2 separate regions of the Homo sapiens genome follow, and region 1 is linked to region 2. The links are chromatin loops, found by intact Hi-C in ENCODE. Cell type or tissue: A673. All regions are shown on one strand. Links, peaks and the distances in the headings refer to the core of each region. The heading gives the core; the rest is flanking DNA. Region 1 holds the start of APCDD1 (APC down-regulated 1). Region 2 has its middle 150 kb from the start of VAPA.

The links. A loop is a pair of places that touch in the nucleus more often than their neighbours do. Peaks named below come from ENCODE experiments on the same cell type or tissue, not always from the same donor. Only the 100,000 strongest peaks of a DNase experiment are listed, where the experiment ranks them.
Region 1: it touches region 2 in a loop (16-fold over the local background); 2 of 110 quality-filtered maps call a loop at or near these places.

The regions. Positions count from the first base shown.
Region 1 is chr18:10,450,122-10,466,233 of GRCh38, reverse strand. It overlaps APCDD1 (APC down-regulated 1), which reads right to left and starts at 11,599. Exons shown (of 5, transcript NM_153000.5): 1 at 11,195-11,599. The coding sequence starts at 11,252. In A673, for the core only: no CTCF peak of the experiment used is centred there; DNase peaks (open chromatin) are centred at 3,423, 4,063, 5,073 and 5,423; H3K4me3 peaks cover 622 bases; H3K27ac peaks cover 2,445 bases.
Region 2 is chr18:10,052,407-10,068,518 of GRCh38, reverse strand. No RefSeq gene overlaps it. Among named protein-coding and RNA genes, the nearest start is that of VAPA, 150 kb to the right of the region's middle. RefSeq lists a silencer at 15,973-16,112. In A673, for the core only: no CTCF peak of the experiment used is centred there; a DNase peak (open chromatin) is centred at 5,738; H3K27ac peaks cover 2,500 bases.

The sequences.
Region 1 (16,112 bases), core at 3,102-5,601, 400 kb before region 2:
AACATTTCCTCAGTGTCCCTGCTAGGCAGTCAAGGAATGAAACCAGTATAACTTGCTGTCTGGTGGGTCAACAGTATGATCGATTTTGATGTGGCTAACTTAAAATAGATTTTAGCTAAAGTTACAAGGTATTGGGAGTTGGGGAAGATTCTGCTATAAATATGCTACTAAGCATTCAGTAAAGAAGCCATCATCTCAGTATCAACCAAGCTATCTTCTAAAACTTGATTTGTAAACCTCTACACCCTGCAAGTATTTTCCCATGAAGATAATAAAAGCCAGGAGTGTAGTGGATGTGGATTAAAATCTCTATAGCTCGGCTGCTCAAGTCTGAAACTAGATCTGCCACTTGAAGGATTGCATTGAATCCAAGACATCAAGCAGTGTTAAGATGTATCATTATTTTATTATCAGTGACAAAACACGCACATTTACACAATGATATGATGCCTTAACAACAGTCACGAGATACCCGTGAATCACTTGCAGCAGCCTCCGATGGCACTGACATTTCTGTATCTAGTCAAAGACATCTGGCAATTTCTCTTGCATTTGGTGGCACTGCTGCACGTGTGACAGATAATCTGTTTGCTCTGCACGTGTCTCAATAACAAAACAAAAACAATGCCTTATATTTTTTGGGCATTCTCCTTTCCAAGTAGTTGATTGATGCTGTGTGAGAAAATATGGAGTTGCAGTTATTCTTCCAGCAATAAATATTTGCTTCACTAATGTCAAATTAACACTCCACTGCTCTATTAGAAGATCTGTCTGATTTTCACTGTGGTTTTTCTTTTCAGTGCTGAGAGTGTAATTTATGAGTGAGGGAAGAAAAAAACCAAGCATGCTGACTCAGATGTGTACTCTCTTGATGTTCAAAATCAGCCTATTTGCAATGAATCTCCAGATGAGTCCCAAGGATGGACATAAAGGTGATGTGGGGACAGTATGAGCATCTGTGTTCTGGTTCACACAGGCAAAGGGAATGTCACCCCTCATGGCTGCTGCCTGGAGGCCAACGGAGACTGGGGCCCCCACTGATTGTGAGATGCACACGGCCTGCAGAGATCTTAAAGTACGAAAAAGATGGGTATCTTGCAGTCACTAAAACACAGTATTAGCGCAGTGACCTTAAACAAATCACTTAACTCTCCAAGCCTCTGTCTACTCGTCAGTTATGAAGGGATAAAAACATCACCCACTTCTTAAGGTTGGTTTCAGTTTAGCACCCTGCCTTTCATTCCATGTTGGTTGGTATTATTTCAAATAATGATACGGCTCTCAGACCACCCTCAAAAAGTCCCCTCTAACTAACAGAACAGTTAAAATCATGGTAAAGTCACATGGAGGAGCCAGGCTCACTCTGAGCTCTGAGGAGGACAAAGTATAAGGACATAGGGCCTCCAGGCAAAGTTAAATGATGACCCTCAATGTAGAAGAGAGTGAGGCCCAAAGTGCCAAGCTCTGCAGTTGCTGCTAAGTTCTACTCAGTTTAACAAATACCTATCAAGGAGGCTGGGCACAGTGGCTCATGCCTGTAATCCCAACACCCTGGGAGGCTGAGGTGGAAGGACAGCTTGAAGCTAGGAGTTTGAGACCAGCATGGGCAAGGTAACAAGACCCCATCTCTACAAGAAAATAAAAATAGCCAGGCACAGTGGCACATGCCTGTAGTCCCAGCTACTCAGGAGGCTGAGGCGGGAGGATCACATGAGCCCAGAAGTTCAAGGCTGCAGTGAGCTATGATCGCACCACTGCACTCCAGCCTGGGTGACAGAGTGAGACCCTGTCTCTAAAATAAACAAATAAAACACTATAAACCTTTATTTGCTATACTTTAGGAGCCAGAAACATAAAGACTAACAAAGATGTTTTTGTGTGTGTGTGTCTGTGTGTGTGTGTGTGTGTGTGTGTGTGTGTGTTTACTTTGAAGCTTTTAAGGTCTCACTGGCCTGGATGTCAAAGAACAAGGGTCAAAATGATGAAGGAGGTTCTGGGAAGGAAGTTAGGGAGTTCAAAGGCAGAGAGAGAGGGAGTGGTGGTTAGCATTTGTATGGGTCATTCATAAGACTAGAGTCACACGGGAAAGGAGGCCTACAGTTACGTTTTTAACCAGTGATGGAAGAAATACAATCTAAGAACCTCCAATATGCAAATCATTGGAAAGCAGGAAAAAAAAGACATTAAATAGCCCAGGGTTTCTAAAGATCAATATCCATTTTGCTATTGCTCACATTTGACAATGAGCACAGCTCGGAAACCCAGCGAGGCTGGCAGTGCAGCCAGGGCACCCATGTGAGCGGCCAGATGGAGAACCCCAAGGCTGGCACAGCTCCCCAAGAACACAGTGATTTCAGGCTCACACTCTAGGGTGATATTCTATTTCTAAGATGGAAAAATGGGGTTGGTATTTATTCCATTTTTATCTTTTCCCTTCAAAGTACCCAACATCTTCATTACTCTTAAGGAGCAAAATTAAATGGGTCAAGTGAAAGAAGTTGCAGTAAGGCAGGAGAAACTGACTCTTAGGGCTTCAGTTCACCACTGCAAGTGGTATCCAGTATTTACTTGGCTCATCTGATGTGGCAAATGTGGATGACTTTCCTGTGAGTACTACTTCTGTTAAATGGCTGGGAATTAAAAAGTCATTTGAAGCACCAATTTCAGCTGCAGCAGAGGCCAAGCATAAAAGTTAGACCGGTAAACCCCAAAGCTTCCTTCTCAAGAATCAGTCATGGTGTGCCCTCCAGGGACACTTGTCTCAGATTTCTGGTCAACTAAGGAGCTCCTGTGTTTGTTGCATCGCCTGAAGTAAGTCAATTCCAAATTCGGGACTAGAACTAGCGAATCATTCATTCATCCAATCAGTAAGGCTCTGAAGGGCCAGGCACTGTTCTGGACATAGCATCTACAAACATTTTGCCCCAGGGAGTCTCGGTTGGGCAAGAAACTGTAGGGTTGTAGAGGACTCTAGACAGAGGGGGCAGGGTCTGAATTCTTCCTTGAGGGCTCATGGAGAGGCATCTCTGTCTTGAATATGGAACAGAAGTGGTCTAGGTGGAGTGTGCTTGAGCACACTCAAGCATGGGGGGCAGGAGTGAGAGATTCGCATAGGAGGCTCTAAGAGAAGGGGGCACGGGGTGACCTAGGACAAGGGGCAGAGGGAGGCAGGGCCACAGTTGAGAGCACCACACATCTGTTAACGCAGAGTGGGGACTTCACTGGAAAGGTGAAGGGGGGGCCACCAAAAGATTTTCTGCAATGTCGTGGTATGGTAAGAATTTTATTTTGGAAAAATCACTTTTCTGGTTTTTTTGGAGGGACATGGGGGACAGATTGAAAGCAGGAAGATCGATGATAAGGCTACTGCAATGGTTCAGTCTTGTATGATTTATTGACTGGATAAATGAGAAAGATAAAAGAAGGGAACAGCTCCCAACAAACTACAGTAAATCTTTTGTGTAGTGTTGGAGAGGCAATGACCATCTCTTGCATCTTGTGGGGGAAAGAATTACCAAAAAGTTATATTAAAAAAGGAAGGAAGGAGGGAAGGAAGGAAGGAAGGAAGGAAGGAAGGAAGGAAGGAAGGAGGGAGGGAAGGAAGGAGGGAAGGAAGGAAGGAAGGAAGGAAGGAAGGAAGGAGGGAGGGAAGGAAGGAAGGAAGGAAGGGAGGGTCACAGGAAGGAAGGAAGGGAGGAAGGGAGGGTCACAGGAAGGAAGGAAGGAAGGAAGGAAGGAAGGGAGGGTCACAGGAAGGAAGGAAGGAGGGAGGGAGGGAGGGAGGAAAGGAGAGAGGGAGCAAGGGGGAAAGGAAGGAAGGAAGGAAAGAAGACAGGAAGGAAGGAAGGAAGCAAGTAATTTAGCAGTACATCTGCATCTGAAAAGGAACTTTTGTAAAATATATATACAGCCTCCTTTAATACATTTTAAATTGCATAAATCAATCATCCCAGTGTTTAGCAATGCAAAGTTCAAGGACCGCACTAATAATAACCATTCCCGTGTGAGTACACCTATTATTTATAATAATAAATGTGCTTATTATATATAATGCTAAGTTTTTAAGCCCCCCCCACTTAATTGGATTACTTGTGTAATTGGAAGTGTTGGTTAATCACAATATTCAGTTGTTGAAACTTCTGCCATTGTATGCCAAGTGCAGTTTGACCTTATGATCTTTCTTTGACGATTCAGGTTCTTAGAAGTGCCTTAAGGCACTACCGTGCCTGTAGAATGGGGCTGTGGATAGAAAGGTATTGGAATGAACACGTAACAACACTGTGTAGACTACGGAGTTTTTTCCTCTTATTTTACAGATAAAACAAGAGTTAGAAACCATATACTATATGTGAGAGTACACACACAAATAATGTCAACATTTTGATTAGTTGAAGATTCTAGATGTTAATTAAGGGGACTAGGGAATGGAGTTCCCATTCACTAAGATTTTGTTGCGAGTGAATCTGCAAAAAAGAGTTATCTGAAAGGATTAAACAAATATTAAGAAAATGGCTGTGAGTTTTTGGTCTTCAAAGTGGTTTTGGGTAAGTCATCTAATATATGCCTTTCTTTTTCCTCTATAAATTAAACATAATGATCATGATGATAATGACTAATGTTTGCATTACACTCGACAATTCACTTTATGTATATATCATCTCATTTGATCAAATGCTAGCTACTATACAGGTACAGAGGCACTCTTGATTGAGAATGTGTAAAGTCAGTCCATGGTACTGTCTAAACTTGAAGCTCTCCAGGGACTGTTCCCAGTCCAGAGGAATTCTGAATAACGTTATCCAAATGATTCCACCATAAAATGGTCTCAAACATTGGGGGTCCAATGGTCTGGGCCCTGATAAAATTATTATGGCAAAGGGAGTAGTTTCTTCCAAATGAATGTCAGAGAATAAAGTAGATTCTGGAAGGAATGGTTCATCTGTTAGAAACAAATTAAGCCCTGTGTGCTTTAGGACATAATTTTATAGACAACCATATCCAGAGCACTAAATGAGATCCTGGAGCTCTGGAGGGCTCGGTGGTATGTAAGTGTGTGCACCTGCGTGTGTGCACTAGTGATTTACTCCCAAGGAATACATTACCCCATGATAGTAATCCTAAATGACTGCACAATGATTGTAAACTACAATCATAATCACCATAGGCTACCAGAGAGTGAAAATTCCCAAAGATATCACATTTTAAAAACAGAGTTACCTAAATGAAAGGAAGCACAGGGTTGACCATTGACATGGAGGTTTATGCCCTAAATAAAAGGCCTGTGTGTCAGGTTAACTGTTCACATCCCCTGAATTCACCAGATCATGCACATAGAAAGCAGTCCTTGGCATAGTTTCCAAAGGGAACACACACAGTACTTCTGCTAGAGCCATCCACAGCAGATCTCATTCCTAAACCCATGGTGTGCTAAGGAAGCACGCCAGTGTACCCGGAAACCAAACAGAGCCTTTGTAGACAGTGAGAGAAGAAAAAGGGTGGGGTGCCTGCTGGACTTTTGCAAGTCAATATTCATTCATTCAACAAATGGTTGAGTGCCTACTATGTGCTCAGGTATCTCTTAGGCTTGAATCATTGCGACATATACAGGAAAAAGTGAAATAGGACAGTATACTCCATGTACAAGTCCTTGATTTTTCAATAAAGTTTTTTTTGCTTGTTTGTTTTTTGTTTTTTTTTTTTTGAGACAGAGTCTTGCTCTGTCACCCAGACTGGAGGGCAGTGGCACGATCTCGGCTCACTGCAACCTCCGCCTCCTGGGTTCAAGCGATATTCCTGCCTCACCCTCCCGAGAAGCTGGAATTACAGGCATGCGCCACCACACCCAGGTGATATTTTTGCATTTATTTTTTAGTAGAGACGGGGTTTCGCCGCGTTGGCCAGGCTGGTCTCCAACTCCTGACCGCAGGTGATCTGCCCGCCTTGGCCTCCCAAAGGAGGCCCTTGGCCTGGGATTACAGGCGTGAGCCACCGTGCCCGTCCTCAACAAAGTTTTAACAATCTGAATTATCTAGATGAATATATTCCACGGTTTTTCACCTGCCGATCTATATTGACTGAGAAATCAAAAGTTCTGATCTATTTTACACATAATAAAATGTAAAATTATTTGGGAAGGAAACGATAATTTTCAAGCACACGTGGGGCTAAACTAATCTTTGATCAGGTTAATCTCTATACATGTACTCTAAGGCTTAAGGGAAAAAACCTGAACTTGAAAAGGACTAAGTATAATGTCAAAATATCAACCATTATGGAGAGCTTAAAATGATTCTTTTCTGTTCATTTTGCAAGTTTCTGTACTTTATATAATGTGCCCTGTATACTTTAATAATCAGACTGAGAAAAGTGTTCTCGTTAGAATTGTTGTGATACATAAAATGTGACTGATTAGATTAAGTGCAAGTAATTACTTAGCCATGAAATTGCCTGCCCAATTAAATAAGCAGTCATTACTGTAAATGTGTGCTTTGAAGTGGGTGCTGGTAGATAAACTCCAGCACAGGTTTCCATTTTTTTGAAATAAAAGCATGTATGTATTGCAGACTGTACTGAATTTTACCACCATTGTGGTACTTCTGCTTATCAAGTTCTTGTTTTTATTACCATTTTTTTTGCAGTAAGCTTGCTGCTTTTGCCCATCTTAAAATCTTCATATCTAAAAGTCGTCTCTCTTTATGAGCAATATAATAAGGTCAAGTTTTCAAATTCCTGGCTCCACTTGACTTTAGTTGAAAACAAGTTACTTTTCTGTGCCACTTTATAGTGCCATAGTCCTCAGGGTGGACACTGGAGCTGAACCAGAGGTTGCAAAGTTTGCATGTTGGATCTGCAGCTGACTAGCCACATCCACCCTCTTCAACACAGTTGTGGTCTGTGTGTGTGTGTGTGTGTGTGTGCACGCTTGTGGGATTCCCAGCAGGGAAAATAGTGCAATCAACTGCAGTGTGCCATCCACTCAGCTCTGGGGCTCTACAATCAGTATTTCTTCCCTTCTCTCACCTAGATATTCTTCAAGAATCCTCAAGGAAGGGAGAATGCTACCTTTCGGCCAGTGGACCTGGCAAGTGGTGGCACTTGGCACATAGTAGGCCCTCATAGATGAACTTTCTGAATAAATGGTTAGCTGAATGAATGAAACCGGAAAACCCTTGCAGAACAGAATATCCTTAATAATTTTAGGATGATACCATATCCTTTCTCCAACCTTGAGATGTACATACCTATCACATGACTTTCCACAATAATTTTATTCCCAAACTGGAGAGGACTAAGCAATGGCCTATGTACACAAAACCAACCCATTAAGAACTCATACGTCCAGGATGGTAGCGGATTTTTTCCTGGTTTTCCCTGCGATCACTTCAACTCCAGGGGAAGAGTCTACTGAAGACATGCCTTGCTGTGTATCTTTCAACCGATGTAGACAATCACTAACACATCATCTTCTATTTCTGGTCTGAAATGTTTTATGCCTCCCTTTGATTGATTATATTGTCATCAGTCTGTCCCTAAATAGTAGTATGTAATTACACAGACATATCACCCACCTATATTTAGTTCTTTTCTCATTTAAGGGGAAAAAGAATGAACTCAGCTAGTATAAAAGAATGAAATTGGCTTGTCAATCTCTTTAACAGAGGATATTTAACATCTGTCTGAGACCCTTGCCCCTGTTGGGTACAGGTGAGTCATGCTTCTTTTCAAGACTTCATTTTCTTTTTATGACTAAGAGGAGGGAAAAAAGTGCAGGAAAGAATGTTTTCTTGGTCACAAAAACTGTCCTTAGTAAAATAGTTTTTCAAAGATTTCTATTTTACCCTGTATAAACGTTTCCTCACATTATGTCGGTTAAACTCTCATTTGGTAATCTGCAAAGTTTTTAAAAGTCTTGACAGAATAAGCTTTAATGAAAGGAGAGAGCTGAAAGAGCCTTCACCTCTCAGAAAAGTCAACGAATTCTACAAAAGTAAACAGGGTGTGGGAATAGAACATCTCTCCCAACATCAGCTCCAAAACTCAAAATCAAATGTTTCCATTAGCAAAGAGAATCAGGCACTCCACTGCGGCATTACAGTCACACTTATTCTGGATACCTCATGCTAATCTGTGTTTTGGAGCTGAATGGTTTCTAGAATTTGACATCTGAAACTTTTGTGGCTTTTATCTAAGCAAAGAAAACAGTGATAATGGACATCTTCCAGCTGCATACCTTCATGACATTAAATAGGCTTTATTTGGATTAAGTACTGCAATTGTTTTCAGAATTTGAAGAGGAGGAAAGTAAAACTGACATGTATACTTTTATGCCATCAAATTTTGAACTTGGGTCTCGCACCACATTTGCAGTCTTAAATAAACAACAGGCTCAAGTCTTGCCAGAGCCTCATTTACTCACTGATAGGATTTAGGGGTGATTTATAAGTTGCAATGAATTGAAATAGAAGTAGCCACAAAACCGAACAAAGACTGGATGCCAAACATAATGGTTATCTACTGCATCCTCACACAGGATGCACTTCTTGCACTTCTTAACCTGACTTGGTGGTGTAACAAATAAATCTCTAAATGATGTGTGAAACTAAATTTATTAAAGTTTATCACAGGAACATCCAACACCATAGAACAAATGCTTTTATCTACTAAGTTGACCCATAAATAGACAAATGGTATCCTATGGTTAGCAAAATAAAATGCCTATTTATCAGGAAAAAAAATCACTAATTCCTTAGAAGATTTCAAGAATTGCCTTCAGATTTATAACTTCTATTTAAATATATGATCACACTCCATCTGTTACTACAGAATTCTTAAATGCCTGCAAAGCGCCTATCAGTTGAGTACGACATATTCAGCAAACCATTCCCTTGGTTAGGTTGAGTAATACCCATTTGCTGTTAAAAGTACTTCAATCAAGTAGATGTCATGGGGGAAAGGGGAAAGGAAGAATATCCCATTCTTTTCTGGTGCTTTACATTATCCTTGCTAATTATGGCAAACCTTTCTTAAATCCTGAGGATTTATAACTTGAACAATGATTTCCTCTGTTTATTTTCTGCACTAGAGTCTGATACTCTCTGCTGGATCTAAGTAGACCTTTGAGCAACATTAGTTTTAATAATTGTGCCATTGCAGATTCTTTCTGAAATTGGATAACTTTTTATCGGTTTATCCATGTAACCCAACTCAACTTTGCAAACCTCCCTTTTTATCTTATCTTCATATATACATATGCACATATGTGTACACACAAATGCATACACACATACCAGCACGCACACGGTCTGTCTCCACTGTGCTCCCATTTATAGCTCAGACTGCCCTTCCCAGTTATTTCCTTGCTCCCCAATCCCCCTCCCAACACCATGGGGTCTGGGGAGCCCTCCTCCCTCAGATCCCCGGAGTTATGGAAGATTCCAGACTCAAATTCTCAAACTCAGGAGATTTGGAGCTCCTGTCTTCATTGAGGATATACTTGGGCTCTTGTTACCTGTCAGCCATTACTACCCCAGCTTGGACTGCTAAATAGGAAGTATAATTACAACCCCTACCTCTCAAAATAGGGAGAACATGTTCAGAGTTACCTTGTGTACAAGGTTGCATCTCTGAGGATCACTTTTGTAGTTTAAAAGGCAATGATTTTACCCCAAAAAATGCTGTTCATGCCAACTTTTTAAGTAATTTTTTAAATTTTAAAATCATTTGACCATACTATCTTTTTTCTTCACAGATATTACAACAATTTTTTTAAGGGGGACAATGTTTCCTGTTTCATCTCTCTCTTTTGTTTCTTGTGTGTGTGGCAGCTGCTGTTTGATCTGTTCATTGGCTCTGATTTGTTTCATGTTTCAGCCAAAGATTAAAACTGCTCTGTAATTCTAAGCAGATGGGCCTAGGAGTCCAACCCTATAATTATACCTTCTCTCTTTTTGCCCTCTGCAAGCCTTCCATCCCGACTGTTAAAATTCTGGGATCACTGGGGCTCTGAGTACACCTTGGCAACTGGACAGGTCTGGCCCAGCCAGACAAGTTCACAAAGCCTGTGGAGCTATGCGAGCCATCCACCTGGGGCAGGACTACAAAGAAAACAGCATCCCGGTGGCTTGTGGGTTAACAATTCTTCCCTTTCCTTGATCCTCCGGAGGGAAGGTCCTCAGCCTGACTTTCAGTCCTGGCTACCATGCATTCTGAAGCCGGAGCCCGCTACAGGTTTGGGGTGGCTGTGGTGGGTGTTGAGGAAGGAGAGCCGTGAAGTCATGCTGTTGAAACGTCAGGTGTCTGACCATTAGGGACAGTTTGCTCAGGACATCCACATCAACACGACGTGATCTGCCACGGCTTGTCAGGATTATGAACCCGACGCGCCATAAAACCTGCCTTGTCCACCCCAAAGAAATTCTGTCTTGGTGTTTTCAGCGCAATTTCTGGAACCCGCTGAAAGGGCTGATGTTCTCTAGCTAAAGGTTTACTAGAACCCCTGGGGAAAAGTGGCACTGGAAGCCCAGGAAATGGGACGTCAAGTTGGGGTGCACATTGGGAGACTGGTAATAATGATTAAATCTTGGCTAATAGGGGTCCCCTGTTTCTTAAAATTACACCCAGAGAACGCAACAGTCCACTTGGGAGAAAACCCCACAACCCCGCCTCAATCGCGAGGCAAAGTGCAGGCAGACAACAAACACTAGTTTTCAGAAGGCAGACAGACGTGTCTTTCCCAAATGATCAGTTTCTCTTTCCACTCTCCTAAACGCTTGGAACACATCAAGAGCCTGCTGCATTCTGGCATTTTGGAAAAAGGCTCGCAGAGCCGGCGATTTCATGGCAGTGTACAGTTGGAAAATCCAGCAGAGCGGACGAAAGTTTCCCTCGGACTGGATGCAACGGATTCTGGACATAAAAGGTGTCTGCGTGGGAGAGCTTCCACCCTTCCAAAAAGAACAGTCCCGCAGCAAAGAGCTCCGGGCGCCCTGGGGGAGAGCGGTCCCAAGCCTCGGAAAGTGGGCAGAGCCCCCTCTCCCAGGGCTGAGACGGCAGGCGCGGGGCTCCCCTCGGACCCGCCCCGCCAAGGGGACAGTGTAGGCCGTGCCGCGATCCAGACCCGACGCCTCCGCGGGCTCCGCGGCGCCCGGGCTGCCTCCGCCGGCTGGGAGCGCTCGAGTGGCCCTCGGGAACTCACCGTGAAGCAGGAGGGCCGGGAACAGGTATCTGAGCAGGAGGCGGCGCGGCCAGGACATTTCCAGTCCTGCTCTGGGGCCTCCCGCACGCCGCGCTCCGATTTGGTGCCCGGGCAACTGGGCGCGCGCTCTGCCCTCCGCCTCCGGCCGGGTGCGGCCGGGCCAGGCCGGGGCTTCAGGCGGCTGCCGCGCGCCCCATGCCCGGCGGGCTAGGCGCGGGGCTGCGGGGCGCGCGCTCTCTGGGCGCCGTCGGGCGGCTGTGGGCGCCCCGGCCCGGTCCGCGTCCCGGCCTCTCTGCCGCCCGCCCCGACTTCTCCGCGCCCGGCCCCGCGTCCCGCCCCGGCCGCCGCGTGCGCCGCTCTGAGCTGCAGTGGCCGCCACCGCCACCGCAGCTGCAGCGTCTCTTCATATTTCCAGCGCGCCGCCGGCCGGGCAGCCTGGCCGCGGCACGGAGGAGGGGCCCTGGAGGGGGCGGTCGGGGGAGGCGACGCCGAGCCACCGCCCCCGGGCAGCCGCCGCCGGGGGGGAGCGCGGAGACTTGAAAGGGCGCGTCGGGCAACGCCTCCCCTCCTCCCACTCCGGGCGCCCCTCCTCCCCCCGCTCCCCTCCCGCTTCCCTCCTTCCCCTCTCTCGCCTACCCCTCCTCTTCCAGCTTCCTACCCCTTCCATCCTCCCCTCCTCCTCTCCTCCCTCCAGGCCCCTCTGCCTCCCTCTGGCTCTGCGCACCCCTTTCTCTCCTCCCCGTCCCCCATTCCGGGCGCGCTTCCTCCTTGGAGGGGGTGGGAGCCTTTGGCCCCGCACCCCGCCCGCAAGGAAAGAGAATGCGCGGGTCACCCTTCCGCCTCCGCCCACTCCCCTGGGGAAAGGTGTTCAAAGGGGGTGCGGGCGGCGAGGCTGGAGGCCTGGCGTGGGATCCAAGCAAAGCGGCCTGCTGAGCCGGGGTGTGTGCCAGCGCGCAGCCATGGGAGAGAGGGGAGACCAAAGAGAGAGTCCTGGAGGGTTGCTGGGGGTGAGGATGCGTCAGTGCTGGGCCCCCTCGTGGGTGCGGTGCAGGTCTTCACTACAAATCGCCTACCCCGGCCCAGTGCCTGGCTCCTCTGGGGAGCACGGAGAACCTTGTCATAGGCCCCAACCTGGGAAGGGCACGGTGTAGGAGGCAGGAGCCCGTTCACTTTTTCCTCCCCCTTCCACTAGGCAAATGACTTGTTGAAACGGGAGAAATCTCCGAGAAACGCTCCCTGTCAGTCTAAGAACGTGCACTTAGGCCCCTTCGCCGAGTCCTCTTCTCTTCCAGAGCAAATTGAATCACCACAATCAAAGCTGATTTTATTTGTGTTCGCGGTCTTGTGGGGGAGGGGGGACTACATGGGCGTTTGAGACCCAAAGGCAGGAAGAGTTTCCCCTGGGGTCCTTCGTTCTCCAATGCGGGTACAAGGCAGTGGCCATCTGATTTACCTGGAAGGTCCCTCCTCTGCCAAGGGCCTGCTTGAGCCCTTCCCCTCTTCCAGCAGTTTTCCCCCTCCTAAGGTTAATGTCACCTCTTCTCCACACTAGGATAAAGAGCAGACAGGAGACCCAGTGGAGTCTAGAGAACATTTCTTGACGCAACCGTTAGTGTTTTTCATTTAAAAAAAAGATTAAAATAAATGCCTGATTTCCCAAGAGAATTCTCTGCCCCTTTGAACAATGCAATAATTCAACTCCTTATGTGTTAGACTTTCAAAAGTAGTTGGATCTTAGCAACGGTATAATAGTAAAATAGATGAGAATACATTTGACAGTTTCCACTTTTCTTTTTTTTTTTTTAACCTGAGAAATCCATGGGTGTTTTGATGTGATAGTGCTGACGCTGTTTGATGTGTCTTAATTTTTATCACCATCATTATCATCTTTCCATCATTAATACAGAGGATCATAAGATGTACCAGCTGCTCAGCTCACACGGATGTTGTGAAGATTAATGTGCTCCTGTTTGCAAATCTTGAAGATGAAAGAATACCTGTGTGGGCAAAAAGAAGATCATGAAAACGATGCCTATGAGCGCAGGCATTATTTTGTGTTAGTCTTGCTCTGCCACATCTTTCTGAGCCTGACTTTGTACCTGATCGTTCTCTCATCCCAGTTGCTAGGCTTGGGTAGCAGACTATGATTTGTAAGATTTGAATGTTTGCCAAGGGCCAATCAAATTTTCATTTTAAACCAAGAATTTGACTTCTTCACGAATGTTGGGCAGTTGGAAACGATGTAAACAGCATACTTGGTTGGTTATGCAGAACAAAAGCCTTGTCACCAAGAACACATATGAAGTGGTGTTTAGTTTTTCAATGTCTTTTAGTCATTTGATGCCTTTTAGTCCATCAAAGAATATTTGAAACAAGCAAATGGCTAAGAGAGTGTTAGGGGTGGTGCATTTTTGTATAAGCAAATAGGTTGACAGCAATGGAAAAATGTTTAGGTTATTCATCACATATTAGAAGAACAGTTAGGTCATGTATGTGCTTAATTTTTTGATTTTGTTATTAAAAAAAGGATAAAACCAACAGGTCAGCTGTAATTTGGTGTCATTTTGACAGTCAAGTTGCTTCAATTTTTGTTTTTCCAACTGGTTTTACTGGTGTGGTATAAACGTAGCCAGAATGAAGTCAGCAGTTTCAAATTTGTTTTGCCAGTTTATTTTCCCCATGTAGTGTCATAGATTTAAATACTCGACCCTCAACATAACATCCTGCCAGAGTTACTACTGCCTGAAAATGTCCCCGCAACGTCCAACAGTCGAGAAGATCTAGATTTGTCCGAGGATAAGTTCATTTTCTGCATTACTTTTCACTTCTGCTGTTAATGTACCTCTTTCTGGAGAAGAATAATGAAAGGAAAAGGAAGACATGTAAATTTGTCTTAGAGAGGTTATTTGTGGATATATGTTTAGAGTAATAGAACTGGGAAGCAAGCATTGCTAGGGAGGTAATAAGTGGCTGTTAAATCCAGCACAGAATCGGGACCCCTGAAATAAGCACAGGGAATTCCCCAAACCACTTACGAGAACCCAAGCCTCAAGCAGGAACATGTGGAGCCCAGGTCCTGGTGATAATGGGAGTGTCTTTGGCAGGGACAGCTGGACAGGATCCCCTTAAGAGCATCAACAAGTGTGTTAGAATATCTGGAGCTGTTCATAAATAACCCTGGCCATGCTGATGGAGAAGAGGAAACTCAAAGGAGCTAAGTTCCCAGCCACACAACACATCGCCTCTTGGAACGCCTGTGATTTGTTCAGTTACCAACTCACGAGGCCTGTCACGTGTCTACCAAGCGGTTTTTTTTCCACAAACGCAGTTGCCCTATGAGCTTCTATAATCGCCTGTCTTTGAGTCAGAACCAGTCCTTTGCTTTTCCCTAGGAACGCTCAATCATGAGTAAATTTCCTGGGATGTAGAGCTTGGGTGATCGCCTTAGCTTGATTTTCTTAGGAGGGTGTCTTGATTTTTAGTGAGTACAGAGTAGTAGAACGCTCTATTTCATTGTTGTCCTGGGAGGCACAAGGACCAATGCCCCTTAAAACCTGGGCTACAGTTTGGTTTTCTAACGCAGTCATTGTGAAAATTGGTATAAAGTTGGGCCATCATGCAAGTCATTTAGTCATTTGGAATTTCTGAGATTCTAGGCCTTTTGGTTCTAAGAAGGGCCAGGGTATTTAAAACATGGATTCTAGAACACAGTCAACTATGAGTATGGTCGAAAGCATTTGACTACCCTCTGAGTCCTCAGAGCCTACAAAATGTCACCAGGAATAGACTTTTCTTGAAACTTGTCAGATATCAGTTCCAAGCTTGTGAGGTTACATTAAATTCCCACAGACTGGAAGCATCCAAAGGCCAGGAGTGGTTGAGTCATCACCATTCCCCTTTTAGCACCTAAGCCAGTATTTCCAGTCTTTTGCCCACAGCAGGACTTTGAGAAATGGTAGATATAAAATTTCAAAAATCCTACACAGCTCCCTCAGAGGCAAAGACAACGAAATTATCCTGAGGGGCCCTTAGAAGGGGGCATATTTTGGAGTTATATTTTTTAAACACGTTAACTAGAACAAGCTCTATTTTGAAAATAAAATGCAGTTTAGATATATCCCTGAGCAACACAGCCTCTGAGGTTAAGAAATTAAATGTTACATTCCATTTTATACTCCTGGCGTTTATCAGAGAAAACAAATAAAATGTTTGTGAGCTTAGCAAGCATTCATTCATGTTTTGACCAACTGGTGAGTATCAGATACATATGTACAACCACCTGAAATTAGGAACAGGTATGTATGAAGGGGATTTGGCTTAATTGTTCATTTACCCTCTGTCACGAGTCTGTTTGGGGGACTGATGAGAAGACTATGGACCTTCCCACTGGAAGAAAATATGAGATGACCTCAGGGACAGGAGACACTCAAGGACCTCAATAGCATTTTTGTCTGTACCTTCATGTGACTTAGAGACGATTCTTCCTTTTAGTGCTGATTGCCTTCTATGTCTAACTGCTTTATCTGCGCAACTAAATTATTTGGCCCTTTGAAGGCAGGAAGAAAATCGGGTATTATGTGTGTGTCTCCTCCCCCAGCCCCTTCACAAGTCCTTCCATAATGGGCATTTGTTGGACTCGTAAATGAGGCAGGATAAGATCAGAGCATCAAAAAATAGTCTTTATGAGCCACCACCACCCTAAGCCACTTCGGCACCCAACTACAGAAACAGGAAGATACAAAAACTCTGGTATTCACTCCGAGCATACCCGAGGTTGTTATGGCACACATAGCAACACTCAAACAAATACAACAAATAAGAGGCAGCCTGGCACAATTGCTAAGGAGCCAGATTCTCTGGGCACAATCTCTCAGCTCTATGACCCTGGGCAAGTTACTTAATCTGGCTGTGCCCCAGT
Region 2 (16,112 bases), core at 4,652-7,151:
AGCATGTCCAAGACTCGCAAGGCTGACAGAGAAAGGAATGAAGCCCTAGTTGGCTGAAGTTTCACCAAGGGCCAGTCAGTTCAGAGACGCTCAGGAAGGGAGACAGCCGGTGAGGGTTCTGCGGCTGCACTTGTCATCTCACTCACCATCATAACACCATTTGCTTGGCAAAAATAGGTGTGTTAAATCTCAAGATGATAATAAATGTTGTCCAAAGACAGGAAAAAGGAGCCAAACCCCAGATGTTTTCATTCTGCGGGGCAATATTATGGTTTCCACTTTCACATTTGCCCTCTGTGCAGAAAAACAGAGCAGGGAAGGGGTGCAGACAGGACTTCTCACTCTCATTTCTTTCCAGCCACTATTGTGGCTTTTATCCTCTGTGGTAGACTTGAAATTCCACCGGCACAGGTGGTTACTCTGATCTCTCCCAGCAAGAGTTTAGCACATAAAAAGGAAACCAACTCTGAAAAGCAGCAAAACTCTCGAGTTAAGAACCAAAATATTTAGAAAGGCAACCTCTCAAAAAATGTTTTAAGCATATTCAACACATGGAAATTCCCATGCCAAGAACAAAGGTGCTCAGCCCAGTGAGAACACAGAGATTAGCAGGGAACGGGAAGAGGGCCGGTGCTCAGGAGGGAAACATCTCTGAGACACTCCTGTGCCCGCCTAGTGGAGTCACCAGGGGCTCGGGCATGCTTAGGCCTTCGTTGTGTCCTAACGACACCCAGAATCGAGGTTTCCCTGTGCAATGTGACGGTGTAGCTCTGAGCATAAGCACAGGCCTGCCGCACAGGTCACATTTGGAGGAACCCCGGGAAGGAGCCCCCTCCCAGGGGAGCTGGGTAAGGGCGGGAGGCACCAGTTTGCAGGTTATCTGGCCCTGTCCCATTATTTCACTGAGAAGGGAGTGATTAGCCAGAGATCACCTTGGAGCTTGGTGACAGAGCGGGGACCAGAACTCAGAGCTTTGCACTCCTGGTCCAGAGATGCATCTGCAACTGTCAGCAGAAAAGCCGATGCTCTGCCGCTCCCGCTGCAGACCTGGGAGGTTTTCCTTTGTATCCCCACCATTTCCTCCGCAGATGCCCCCTGGCTTCTGTTCTCTCCTGTCTCCACCTGCTCTGCCTCATGTCCGTGGCCTGGGGACAGCTATTTCTGTGGCCTGTGCTAGGCAGGGTGGGTGTGATATGGGTTGGAGGAGGTATGTAGGGAGCTTTAAAGGAAGAGAGGGGCTGTGAGGCTCCTGGGTCTGGTTGATTCCATGGCGTTTGGGCAACTGCAGGTCAGGCAGTTCCCCACTTAGGGCTGTCCCCAGTGGGCTGTCCCTTCCTGCACAAGGTAATCACTCCCAGAAATGCCGTGTCTCTCCCAGGACATCCAGGCTCTGAAGGGGGCCGCCTGTGTGCTCCCTTCCTCAGGGACTCCAGGTGAGCGGTTTGCCCCATGGACACACAGCCTGGGCCTGGCAGAGGCAGCCTGCAGGTGGACCAGCTGGGGTGTGGGCTGTGGAGGCCGCACCTCCCACTTGGATTGTCTCACTCAGTAACTCATGAAGGCAGGATTTTAACTTTTTTTTAGTATTCACTGGATTCTAACAAAAACTAGGGAGGAATGACAGTTTTATCAGCATGCAGCTGGAATGTCTGATTGTCAGTTTTAAAAGTCAACACCTATTTACGAGGTGAGGTTTAACCTCTATGGAATTTGTACAGCGTATGGATTTGTAATTCTTGATCTTCAGAAAATACGAATGTCTGTGTGACTTTAGACTACACGGACAGATGCCGTCTTTTTGATCATCTGGACATCCATTTAGACAAACTTGAGTGAGTGACTGAGTGAATAAAGTATTCCCAGTTCTGTTTATTTTAATCCACTCTAATCTTAACTTTTTAGATGATGTTACATAAAATCATCTCAAATCATGTCAAAATGAAATTAACTTCAAATCTAATTTTAAAAGTAAATGTGATAGAACTTTTTATTGGTAGCAATCCGCAAAATCAACCATGTTCATGGAATATGTATGTTCATGTCTAACTGCGTACTCTCATCTTTGAGGCTACTTGGTTGAAATTTGGGACCACATCTTTACGTCTACAAACTACTCAGAGGTGTGGAAAATAAGAATGAGCCACCGCCTAATGAGTGAACTTCCTTGAGCATCTTCTGGGTAAGACAGGACTTTCCAAATGACATCCAGTGACGCTTCCATTCTGAAAAGCACTTCCTGCTGCCTGCTGTGGTCATAGGAATCTTTCCTCAGCAGTCTGGCTCTGGAGACAGAGTTCCATGGGATATCAGTATGTTTTACTTAAAAAAATATTTTAAAAATACGAAAAGTTCTACAGACAAATACGTTCAGAGAATGCTTGATTTAACAAAGGATATCAGCTTTGTTTACATAAATTGACATACTACCTGGTCAACTCCCATCCCCTCACGATGTAACTTCCAAGAACCTCTGGGTAAACTGAGTTACAGCTCATCTGGCTACAGCTTGGCTGACGGCAGAGCCTCAGATTATCCAAAGCAGTCTTTCCTATGCCAAGGGAGAGGTTGGCTTTGGAATGCAACCTGAGACACACAGATATCTGAAACCTCCGGGGCATGATCATTCTCTCTTCCTTTTCCTCCTCCTCCTTCTCTCTCCCTGTCTTTTCACCCCAATCACGAATCCCAACAGCCTGCCCCCTTGGCCTCCCTCTTAGCAACTGAGCATCTAAGTAAACAGTGTGGTTGCAGCAACTGCAGAAAAACCAAAAACTAGGTCCTCCATGCACAGAAGGGAATGGTCATCTTTCCTTTTTTCTGGAAATAGAACAATGAAGCATAGATTTAATCTTGGTTGTAGAGGTTAAGAAATTAAAAGAAAGTTAATTTGCTCACATCAACTTTTAGTCAGGGATTATTGCTCTATGAAGAGGGTGAGAGTGTGCATGTGTGTGTGTGCGTGTGTGTGTGTGTGTGTTAATGCAAACTGCATTAAGATGATTCCAAGCATTCTAATAAAAACTGACAAGACCACTTGGCTTAATGCAAACTACATTAAGATGATTCCAAGCATTCTAATAAAAACTGACAAGACCACTTGGCTAGCTTGGTGTCTCCCAACTTCCCACTGCCTGGCTATCTTAGTCCAACTGTGTTGCTAGAAAGGAATACCCGAGGCTGGGTAATTTACAGAGAAAAGAGGTTTATTTGGCTCACAGTTCTGCAGGCTGTACAGGAAGCATGGCACCAGCATCTGCTTCTGGTGAGGCCTCAGGAAGCTTCCACTCATGGTGGAAGACAAAGGGGAGCTGGCCTGTGGGGATCACATGAGGAAAGAGGGAGCAAGAGAGGGGTGGGTAGGGGGTAGGTTCATTGTAACAAGCAGCTCTCGCGCTGTGAGAAAGGCATGAAGACATTCATGCCTTGGGGGATCCACTCCCACAACCCAAACACCTCCCCCAGGTCCACCTCCAACATCAAGGATCAGATCTCAGTATGAGGTTTTAGGGATCAAAGATTCAAACTACAGCACTGGCATTCCATCCAGCACCTATGTCCATCTGAGGCTGAATAATCCAGCTGTCATGTGGGTTAACTCCCCAAGCCCCTTGTGTGGCCCTCTTCCTAGTCTACAGGTGCTAGACTCTGGAGCAGTGCCCATGATGCAGAAGTGCAGCCCCCAGCCCCAGGTGTTTGCCCCTGCATCTGGCATCTGAGCAGGAGAGGAATCTGGGGTAGGAGGCCTGGTAACCTGGTTTGGAGGTCAATCTGTTCCCGGGGTTTCTCTCTGGCACACAAGTCTGACATATCAGACCCTCCTCTGGACACGGTGGACAGTTTTTCCATTTGCACTGTTGGTTTTCTTCCCCTTTTTGTGTGCAAAATGATAGGCTATCATTTCAGAGCCTGCCAGTGCAGGATGGGGCGGGCTTTCTTGAAGCACTTTATCTGTTTCTATTGTGGGCCTCCCTGGCTCTCACCCTCTGCCCTTTGCTTAGTGCCAAGCACCCCAGGAAGACCAACCCAGGGCTTCACAGAATGGGTCAGCACCTTGATGCCAGAGCTCTAAGAATGACTTCATGCTTTGGAAGACAGCCACCGAATGGGAAAACCAAAAATGACAGATGACACTTCAGGAGCTGGTCTCGCCAAGGCCTGTGCAGCTTCCTGCCATGTGCTCAACTCACTGGCTTGCCTGCCATTCTGAGGAAGGGGCACTGAGCAACAGCTGCTGCAATTGCCTGGCATTTCCCCGCCGACCCCCCATCATTCATTCACTCATGTATTCATCCGCTCAACACAAAACATCCTGTAGATGTTTCCGTATAGCAGATCATAGAGGGACAGACAGTGGGTAGGTGAGGAGGAAGGGTGATGCTGGAGGAATACTAAAAATTTTAGAATAGGAAAAAAATGCTCTCCCTCCCCTTGCCCCCCACCCCCCAAGAGCATTAGGACAAATACCTAATGCATGTGGGGCCTAAAACCTGGATGACAGGTTGGTAGGTGCAGCAAACCACCATGGCACATGTATACCTACGTAACAAACCTGCACATTCTGCACATGTATCCCAGAACTTAAAGTAAAATAAAAAAAATTTTTTAAAGAATAGAAAAAAATGAATGCAGTCCACTCCCACAAACAAGAAAGCATTTTAAGAGCAGTACAACATAAAGATATACCAATAAGAACACTGTTACAACAACAACAAAAATATAGAAGGCAAAAAATCTAAACTTCCCACAGTAAGGGATTGGTTGAATGAGACACAGTAAGCACGTGTGCGCCGTGCATCCGAGAAAATGAACGAGTATAGTTCAGTGTGCAACGACAGGCAAAGATCCCAAAGGAGCATCAGGAAGCAGAACGACAGATGGGCACTGAAATCAGCCCATTCTTCTTTAACAAAAACAAATATAGATTCAAGTCTACGCTTTCAAATGCAATGAAAATTTCTGGAAGGATAAATAAGAAACAGTTCACAATCTTTAAATAATTGAAAGGAAAAAAAAAAAACTGTTGACCTGGAAATCTACACCCAGAAAAAAAAAATCTCTCAACAATGAACGCAAAATAAAAACTTTTTCGGACATACAAAAGCTGAAGGAATTCACCTCCAGCAGAGCCGCACTACAAAAAATGTTTAAGGAAATTCTTTAGGCAGAAGGAAAATTATACTAGGTGGAAATCTAGATCTACACAAAGAAATGAAGAGCACCCAAAATTGAAAAATAATCTCGATACCATTTTGTAAAAATTTTTCCTACAGAAACTCACACTTTGCTCTCCTTTTCTCCTCCTATATCCCAAGGTAAGATGGTTGATGCCAAACTTTAAAGAATTTCATAAAAATGTTAATCAGTGTTAATATTATTGAATATCACAAATCTAACACTCGTAGCTCATAGCAGTTACTCATTAAATGTAGGAGGAAGGATGGAAGGAAAAACAGAGGGAGAGAGAGAGGAGGGAAAGAGGAAAGAAGAAAGAGAAGAGGAAGACAGGAAGCAGAGAAGGAAGGGAGAGAGGGAGGGAGGTAGGAAGGAAGGAAGGAAGGAAGGAAGGAAGGAAGGAAGGAAGGAAGGAAGGCAGGCAGGCAGGCAGGCAGGCAGGCAGGCAGGCAGGCAATTTTTATTTCTCGCCTGTTGCTGCATCATTTGCCCTTCCCTTGCATAAACCGCTGCCTCCCTGCTCCCCTCTGAAGAGTGCTCATCCAGCCGTCATCTCCTGGGACCATGTGAGAAAATAAGAATGAGGCTTTACATTCTGGCTTTCCAAGGCTGTGGCCTCCATTCTAAGGACTTACAGGATATTGAACCAACCACCCCCAAAAGGGAGCACTTTGTTCAATAACTGCAAGACCAAACAGCAAGTCTCTAAAGCCACAGAAGCATTTCTACACCCTGCACAGGGCTTACACCCTGCACTGGGTTTGCAGTGTTGACAGGCTCAGTGCATTCCTCCGGGGCTTCTTTGAAATTAAATCATGTGTAGCATATTTACATTCTGCTCCCAGATCTTACCGCAGGCCAAAGAACCCTGATCTAGCCTGACTGTAATGAGCCCTCATTAATACCCTGCATCCTCAGGGGTGACACAGGGTCCCGGGAATGTGCCCTTCACTGGGCTGAGCCTGCACATTGTCAAGACAGCCCAATAATCTCATGACAAATTAGTCCAAATGATTACCTAGTACTGTGTAAAAAATATTCTGGCAGCGTTTTCTTCACTTGTTACCGGTCAACATGCTCTGTGGATCTTAGGTTTTATCTTCATGATGCAAAAAGCACCCAAGACTGTAGTCAGCTCAGTCAAACAATTGTCCATATTGGTGTAGATTAAAAATAACCCTTGCCAGAACTTTTCACACTTCAAGTTGCTGTGGTGAACAGATACTGATACAAAGTACTGATTCAACACAGATATTGATACAAAGTACAGTATCAGTACAGATACTGATACAGATACAGATGCTGATACAAAGATGGATGTCTAGAGGGATATAGATACAGATACAAAGACGGTGTCTAGAGAGTCTTAAAGAACGATCTTTTGTCTCAGCTGGAGTGAGTCCTGTCCCCACTGGTGGCATAAGACCCACTCTGACATTACTGGGAGCAGGTTATTAGAAGCCAGGTCATCATAGGTCTTGTGTATGCTTGTGGCTGGGGAGGGACCTCAGCAGGACAGAAGGGGCCCATGGAGCTGACCTTCCTCAGGCCAAAATAAACAGGCTCTCTGTGGTCATTATTTTAATTAGATAATTTAATCGGTCTTGACATGCTTTCTATACACAGGCAAGAGCACGCCCAAACTGCTGCTGGGTCTGTGATATGGGAAAAGGTCTGATTTTTCCAGTGACTCCTGGATATAAAAATAAAGAAAAGGGGAGGAAGAGCTGTATTAATTCTTTTCCCTTCATGCAGTATCACTGAATTTTTTCCAGAGGTATAACGAAGAAAACAATCCTCCGAACCAATTTTTTCAAGGAAGTTATTCATTTTTCCTAATCTTCCTAAAACACCATGATTGCAGAAGACCCTTTGTCCCACAGATGCCCCTGTGTGAAGGCTGGTCTCCATTAACTAGTTCAGCCCCAGTCTACGCTTTCTAGGGGGAGGGAGCAGGGAGAGGGGGAAAAGGGCAGAGAGAAGAGAGGGGAAGTGAGGAGGAGGGAGCACAAAGTCATGATGCTTTAGTGTTTAGAAAAACATAATTAATTAAAAAAAACATTTGAACAAGTTTCTGCTTCTTTTCCAAAGCAACATAATACTCCTTTAGGCAAAGGGATTAAAGAAATGCAGGGTCCATGTTGAAATTATTTTCCAGGAAGACTTTGTTTCTGCTCATCCAAAATTTTCTTCTTTCCTGGAGGGTGGGCTCTAGATTTGGCTTCCCCAGAGGCAGTTCTGGGACATTTTGTAGGCCTGGCTGCCTCTCCCCTAGGGTGCTCCCAGACGCTCCCCAAAGGAGACACGCTGGTCACCAGCTTAACACTTCCTTCTTACTCTGGAAGCATGAGCAACTCAATTTTTCTTTACCCAGGCAACCAGAGCCCTGGACTCGCATTTGCTTTCTTCCTGCTATAAACTCTAAAATCCCTGTACAAAATAAAGTCACCCCTACAAATCTGTGTCAGTAATTCCCTCCTGATTCCTTCCCTCAGGGCAGCTCCCTGCAAACGAATGGCATCTCCATGGAACAGGCTGTCCTCTTACAAAAAGACAGGCCCCAGCAAACCAGAAGAGATTATGGACAACCCCAAAGACACAGGTCTGGGAGAGAAAGAAGCAAGTCTCCTGTCTTTCTGTTCCTGGTTAAGACCCACTGCCCTGCCCAGCTGCTGACACTGCAGCAAGCAGCCCTAACCAGGCTGACGACACCCACCTCATGAGGACAGTTAGATGCGGGGATTAAACTACAGACTATGACACTTGGCACTCAGTCGGCGGCGGGCTTCGTCCTGTGCTGGTCCTTGCTATTGCTATTGTGGGTTTCACATTCATGTACTCTTCTCAACTAAGAAACATCCATGAAATCTCCTCCCATCTCATTTGCCTGCTGAAAGCCGACCCAAACAGAATTATAACAAAGAGGGTGTTGTTCCCCTGTAAGGCACTCTCTAGAATTTGGCTTGGAAAAGTAAATTCAATGTAGTGACATCTTCATCATTTAAAAAAATCTATTCTTTTCTTCTTTAATCACATTATACCAGGATTTTGAGGTTCCATCAGCCCATTTGGAAATGAGGAAATGGGGACAATGTGGCTTCGTCCTTGCAAGTGGCTTTAACAGAGACAGCGAGGCTCCTACGTGCAAGCCTCAGAAGCTCGCTGCCCACTGAATTCTGCTGCTTTCCCAAGAAGTTTAGTATCTCGAGGGAAACATCTGGGGGCGCGTCTGGGGGAGGTGAAGACAGCATCCAGAAAGCCCAGCCCCACACTTCAAAGCCGACTTCCCAATTCTGAAACGAAGGAAGTTTCATTCTTTCCCACATGTCTCTGCCTTGCTAAATATAAATCCATCTCGGTTTACATTATGCTGCCTCTAATTGAATCTCATTCTTCGTTTGTTTAATTCAGAAACAATAAGCCATCCTGAGTGGCTCGCTGGGAAGCTTGCCACCGCGGCCAGCCTCAGTTCCCAGCAAGCCTCCCGAGGGGACGAAGGGACGAGGGGACATGGCCGGCCCTGCCCACAGGGGCTCGCTGCACATCACAGGGGCACATCTGGGTTTAAAAGGTAAAGACACAAGGACGGTCCAGTTGTAGGAAACCCATCCACATAATTCCCACACTAAGGAGTCAAAGAGAAAGCTTAATACCCAGTAGGTGCTGAAGGGGGCTGAAGAGCATTAACCCTTCATTCTTCCTTGGTTTTAACCAAAACGTCCTAAGTAAAACAGGAGCCCATGGTACTTCTTCAGCATGACAAAATTCATCCCTCAGATCTAAAGCCAACATTAACTTACCATCCATGGTGGAATTTCAGAGACACTTGATGGAAGGTCAGAAGCAAGATAAAGCTGTTGCTATCACCCCTGTTATTTATTATACTAAAAAATATGAAAAGGGAAAGAAGGGGGGGAGTACAGGAAAACTGTCATTATTTGTAGATGATATGATTATATACCAGGAAACCCAGGAGAATCTACTGAAAACAAATAGAATTAGAATTTGGTAGGAATCTGGCTATAAATTCATATCTAAAAATGTCACTAACTCTCAGAAGTCTTAGTTTATAGTTCAGTATAGTTTTCTTTCATTCATTTGGCAAATACTAAGCACCTACTATGTGCCAGGTGGCATTTCCGGATGCTCAATATACAGCAGAGAAGAAAGACTGCAGGCCAAGTGAGGGATTCAGAGACAGGGGAGGAACTGCAGATTTTGTAGGAATAACAGAGAAGTCCTTTCTGAAGATCTGACTTTATATGAAGTCCTGGTGAAGCGGGGACACCAGGCAGATAGAGAAGGACATCAGGGCTGCTAGGTGGGCTTGGGAAACAGCCTGGGGGAAGGACAGGGCATCATCCAGAGATGAGGCCAGAGGTCACTGGGGATCCTTCAGGTTTGGGAGGCCACCAGGATGGCTGAGGCTTTTACTCTTGAGAGGGTGTTCAGCACAGGAAGCATATCTGATGTTCCCTCATCAAAACAGAGCAGGATACAGTGAGACACCACCTCACAACATTAGGACGGCTACTATCCAAAAAAAAGAAAGAAAATATCAAGTGGTGGTGAGGATTGCTTTTGTTGCAATTGCTTTTAGTGTCTTCATCACGAAACCTTTGCCTGAGGAAAGGATTGTAAGCTGTCCTTACAGTGCTATGAATCACTCCGGTTTGTGAGCTTTTGGCTCCATGATTGCAATGTTTAACTGCTCTGTAGACAGGAGCCAGGCCATGCCCTTAACTAAAGGTGGAAGCTCAGGTGAGACCCAATACCTTCCAGGGCCACCACCTCTGAGGTCACTGCTGGTTCAGATCATTGCAACATCTTCCAAATCAAAGCCAAGCCCGGAGTTTCTGTGACTCTGGGTTTTCCATCTGATGTGGTTTTTGAAAATACAACTAATCCTTAAAGAGCAACTCTTGTTTCAAACCACAGCTCAAGGCTATTTTCCAGGAAGGAGAACAAGCCCTGCTCTGAACTTCCTCCTCCCTCTTTCATCTTAATGACCAGTTAACTTAATTCACCACCCAACTGAGCCTTGGTGGAAGGACAGAGGAAATGGAAAGTCCTCAGAGAAAGACCTGCCTTATAGAACTGTCCATGTCACCCACCTTCCCTCCCCCTTGCAGTGGTCCTGAGCCACAAGCTGTGAGCTGTCTCATCCTAGATGCATCTCAGGCCAGGCTCAGGCCTCACTGCTCCCCTGAGAATGTTCTTGCCCATTCCAGCTCTGGACTTCTAAATTCTATGAAGGTAGGAGTAGCCGTTTCCAGTAAAAGGAGGAAATAAAAGCAATATTGGCTGATGGCCAGGGAACAGCTGAGAATGATCACTTTGAATCTTCACATTTCTCTGTCTTCAGATATTTGCTCTAAAAAGACATATTTCCCCCATAAAGTGGTTCCACGCCATTTCTCACAGCACATGTGATGATTAATCAGACAACAATTCTCAATTTAAAGCCTTTTTGCACAGTCACAGGAAGTGACTTTTCCAAATGTTCTATTTGTATGCAGTGTAGCTTATAAAAGAGTTTAGAAATGCCACCCCAAAATACACCACTCTGATGGCATATTGAAATCACTCTTGGCGATTTCTTCAAACCGAGGGTACTTGGGGAATAGCAAATGCAGGAAGGGGCTTTCTCTGAGCTCCTCCTTTCTACCCAAAGACAGATCTTCCAAAGGAACTCAGATGTCATGAACCCCTCCCCAGGCATCCACCAGGCAAGAGGGAACTGAAAGCACAGCAGAGGAAACTGGAGGTTCATGCCAGCCAGCCAGACTTTGCCACAGACAAAGAGTTAAAGTCATTTACCCTTCCCTAAGTTGTCTCCATTCTCCTTCCCTGTCCCCTACGAAGAGCATATATAAGCTTCTAGATCTCACTAAAGGGAAAGTTTTCCCTCCCTTACACTTACAAATGCAAAGCATTGTCCAAAGTTAGCAGCCTAGTTGAAGCCACACCTAATCCTGCTGCACCAGCCAGCCTGAGCATTCTGCAGTCTCTTCATCAAGTGCCATGAGAGTTGAGTGAGCCCGAGAAGGTGGCAGGAGGTGTGGGGCGTAGGTGCCACTCAGAACTCAGAGACCTCCACCCACACAGTCCACCAATGCTGTCATCCAAAATGAGTGGTGTATGATGGTGTGGCTACCATGTACTAAGCAATTGAAACGTGCACTGCATTGCATGAGGCCCTTCAAGATAGCACATTTTATCCTTACAACAACTCTATGATGTGGATCCTTCTGTTTTTCAGATAATCCCTGAATGCTGCACATAGGATGCTGGTTGTGACACTATGGCGTGGCAGGCATCCCACCTGGATCCCTGAATTGTGTCACTCCTGAGGCCTAGGTATCTCTGGCCCCAGAGAGAACAGGCTGATGGAGTAGGCCTATCTAAGCCTAAGTTGCCCAGGAAACAAGAGAAAACTCATCCTAAAGAACAAAAGACCAACGTAAACATCTATGGCTAAAAGAAATGGGTCAGACTCACGAGGGAAGATGACTGTGTGCACTAAGGACACTACCAAGAGCCTGCCATGCTTGCTGGCCCCGGGCTCAGGCCCTGCTGATGCGCACCTGGGGGAGGAAACAAACAACTGTGGAGCCGCTCTCCCAAGATGCCCTTAGGCCACAAGCATGGCCACGGTGCGTCCATGGACTGGCTCTGCGGGGCAGCATGCTGACGGTTCCCTGATGGCCACAGATGGGGCATGACAGCAACGTCAACACATCCATGGCCCTGAGCAGCAGGCGCTGTTAGGCATCGATGGCCTGTCCCAGACCAGGATGACATGGAAGAGAAAAGGCTCAGAATTCATTCAAAATCTTTGAGGCCAAGGGCCTGGACCATCTATTTGAGATGCCCAGATGCTTTTCTGAGCATTTTCTTTCACTTGCCTCATTTCACTGAGGCAAGACGGCTGGACAGTGGGCTGCAGCAGACGAAGTACACCAGCCTCAAAGGTGTTCGGTGTCACCTGCCTCCCAGAGACAGGGTCTTAGAGTTCGCTCTGTTCACCCAAGGAGTCCTTCCATGGCCCTTGTGGGCAAGTTCCCCAATAACTTGATTTTTTTTTCTACTTACATTTCACTGTCACTCCCAGCAAAACTCAGTCCAGCTCGGTTCTCCAGGCTGCACACGTGGTCGCGGTGGCCCCCAAGCTTCTCTGAGGCTCAATAGTAGCATTTCTCTGTTAGGCTTAGCCAACTAGGTAAGCTTTTAGTTTGAACAAAATTACTCACTCATTTCTTTTTGTGTAGCCTTAGGGGTACAAATAGTTTTGGGCTACATGGATTAATTGTATACTGGTGAGGTCTGCACCTATCACCTGAGTAGTATATATCGTATACAGTATGTAGTTTTTCAACCCTCACCCCACTTTCCTCTCCCCAGTTCTGAGTCTCCAGTGTCCATTGTACCATTCTGTTTGTCTTTATGTTCGCATAGCTTAGCTCCCACTTATAAGTGAGAACATGTAGTATTTGGTTTTCCATTCCTGAGTTACTTCACTTAGACTAATGGCCTCCGGTTCCATCCAAGTTGCTGCAAAAGACATTATTCTATTCTTTTTTACTGCACGTCTCTTTAGACAATGCCTTCCAAATTTCTCTTCAACATACAGCTTTGTTTTTCTTATGATTATAAAGATAACACATTCAAACAACACAGAAAAGAAGAAAAAGGAAAGTCAAGATCACCTAAAATCCCATTTGCTCATCGTGAAATGTACAAATTGTGCAATACCAAACCACTATTTCTGGTGTCTGCTGCAATGATGGGCCCAAGGGGGCAGGTGTGATTTTGTCCTGCTCTGCTAGCTCATCTCTGTGGAGCGAACACATATGGGCTGCATGTCCATGGGATGGGGATCAGGCAGCCGCGAGGAGCCGTGGGGACTTCACCGCACTGGCTGTGCTGCTGTATGTGCTTTGACTTAGAATTGAGGCTTGTGCCTGCAGACCTTCTTTAGGCACATAGAATAAACAAGTAGCAAAGGGAAGGTATTATTGTTGTGTGACCCTGACCGGCCTAATTCCCGGAGCCTGCTTCCTCCCCTGTGTCATTTCCCGTCCTCCCCTCGTATCTACCTCTGCCCAGTCATGATTGACTTTTGACAGAGATCACTCAGCTCCTGACAAACTTTCACTGAGACAGAATTGGCTTAGTATCTCCTAAACCAAAGAGATTTTGCAGGAACAGCAGGATGTCAACGCTAAGAAGTGGTAGTCCAGGCAGGGAAGCTGAGGGACGTGAATCCCAGGGCAAGCAAACCTAGCAGGAAATCACCCCTGACGAGGACCAGCGGGCTCAGGCTCAGGATCCCAGTCAGCACAGTGATGGGGTCCCAGGAGCAGTCAAATGAAGCAAGGCTTCAGTGTGGCCTGTGAATTCTGTGTACTCTCCTAGAGAGTATGCTTTTGCACACATGACTTCAGCCACAGTTCCCACAGAGCCAGCGCCGGATGAATGGAAGGCAGGGCGGGTGGGCTAGTGGAAGGGAGGGGCATCCTGAAGCTTGGAAGGAGGTAGAGTCACCGCTGGTGATGCGGGGAGAGGCCTGGCCCTGCCAGCACCTCTGTGTGCTATGGCCCTCTCGAAGTAAATGGGAAGATGGTGGAGCTCCTGGATTAAAAGGCACATAGTCCTAGAGGAGACCTACACGGGACTCACCCAGCTGCGATCTTCTGGAAGGGGATCGCTTCTCAGGAGAGAGCCTTGCTGCTCCTAGGATTTGGTGGACTCGGAGTAGCAGGAGATTAGCGCAGGGGGAGGGCCACAAGGAGTGTGAGGGGGTGGTGAGTGTGGAGTCGCAGGGGCACTGCGTTTCCTGAGAAAGGCAGGAAAACCTGGGAAACGCTGACTCCTCCTCTCACCTTCCATATCAATTCCTTGTGAAATGGCAGTTCCGGCTCCTAGTATAATGTGAATCCCTCTCTGCAGCCATTCCCTCTGCCCAGGCCACCATCCCCTCTCACCCGGGTTAAAGCGCAGCCTCCTCCCTGGCCTCTGGCCTCCAGCCTTGTGGCTCTCCAATCCGTTCTCCCTATTGCAGCCACAATCATGTTATTTATTTACTTATATATGTATCTGATGCCATCTACCCTGCGAAATGCCACCAAAGTGGCTTCCCTTAGCTCTCAGGAGGACATGCAGACCCTGCAGCTTGTCCTACAAAGCCCTCCCCACCCCTCCCCTACCTGCTCCTCCATCTCCACTCTCACCCTGTCCCGACTCAGCTGCAATGCTCCTACCCTGCACCATGGCCCCAGCTCCTCCTAGTAGGCATCTGTCCCTCACCTCTAGGCCTCACGCCAACTCCTGTTCCCTTCTCCTAGACCATCTGTGATGGTTAATACCAAGTGTCAACTTGATTGGATCGAAGGAGGCAAAGTATTGATCCTGGGTGTGTCTTCGAGGGTTGCCAAAGGAGATTAACATTTGAGTCAGTGGGCTGGAAAAGGCAGATCCACCCTCAATCTGGGTGGGCACCATCTAATCAGCTGCCTGTCCAGCCAGGATATAAAGCTGGCAGAAAAATGTGCAAAGGCCAGACTGGCTTAGCCTTCCAGCCTACGTCTTTCTCCCTGCTGGATGCTTCCTGCCCTCAAACATCGGACTCCGAGTTCAGTTTTGGGACTCGGACTGGCTTCTTTGCTCCTCAGCTTGCAGATGGCCTATTGTGGACCTTGTGATCATGGGAGTTAATACTACTTGCTAAACTCACATATATATGCGTGTGTGTGTGTGTGTATACATATATGTGTGTGTATATATATGTGTGTCTGTGTATATATATGCGTGTGTGTATATATATACATATATATCCTATTAGTTCTGTCCCTCTAGAGAACCCTGACTAATATACCTCTTTCTCGCTTTTCACCTTGCCTATTCTTGAAGGAGCTGAAAAGGCACTGACTGTTGCGTTCCTTCCTGATCCCACCTGATTGGGTTATTTTCATCAAAGGGAGAGGTTCTCCACCCTGGCTGCAAAGGAAGGTCTCCTGGAGAGTTTCAGTACCAATGCCCAGGCCCCATTCTCACCCAGAACAATTAAATCAGACTCCCTGGGGTGCTGGGGGTGGGTAGGCTGGCCAGACCAGGTGAGTCTAACAGGGAGCCATGTTTGAAAACTACTGACCATGGGGTCAGTTACGCTGTGCTCTGCTCCCCAAGCGTCCATCCTGTACTTCCCACATCAGGGCACTACTGTGAAATGAGTGACTGGCATTGTCAGCACATCGTTCTCATCATAGTCATCACTGCTATCATGGTCATTCTTGCATGCCATTCTTTTTTGTTATTTAGAGACAGGATCTAGCCCTGTCACCCAGGCTGGAGTGTAGAAGTGCACTCATAGCTCACTGAAGCCTCAAGCTCCTGGACTTATGTGCTCCCACCTCAGCCTCCTGAGTAGCTGGGACTACAGGGGCACACCACTATGCCTGGTTAATTTTTTTATTTTTATTTTTTGTAGAAATGGGGTCTTGCTATTACCCAGGTTGGTCTCGAACTCCTGGCTTCAAGCAATCCTCCCACCTCAGCATCCCAAAGCGCTGGGATTACAGGCATGAGCCACTGTGCCTGGCCCCTTGCACGTTATTCTAATATCCATATGTCTGTTTCTATTTCCACATTTAAAATTTGGAGACAAAACCTCTCTTCTCTGTCAAGCTCCTTTCCAAAGGATGGTTAATTTATAAAGGGATAACACCTGCTTGCTGCTTGGCCACCTAAGACACCAGGTGCTACATCTCCAGTCCCTTCTGCTGTTCTGACTCAGGAAACCAAGCCAACGAGTGAGGCCACATGTTGGACTTGAGCTTGCTGGAGGCTTTTAAACTCCAGTTGCAGGTGCCAAAGCATATCTGCGCAGAAAGGCTCTCTTAGCCATGGTTTGGACAAAGAACCGTTCTCGTCATTGTTTA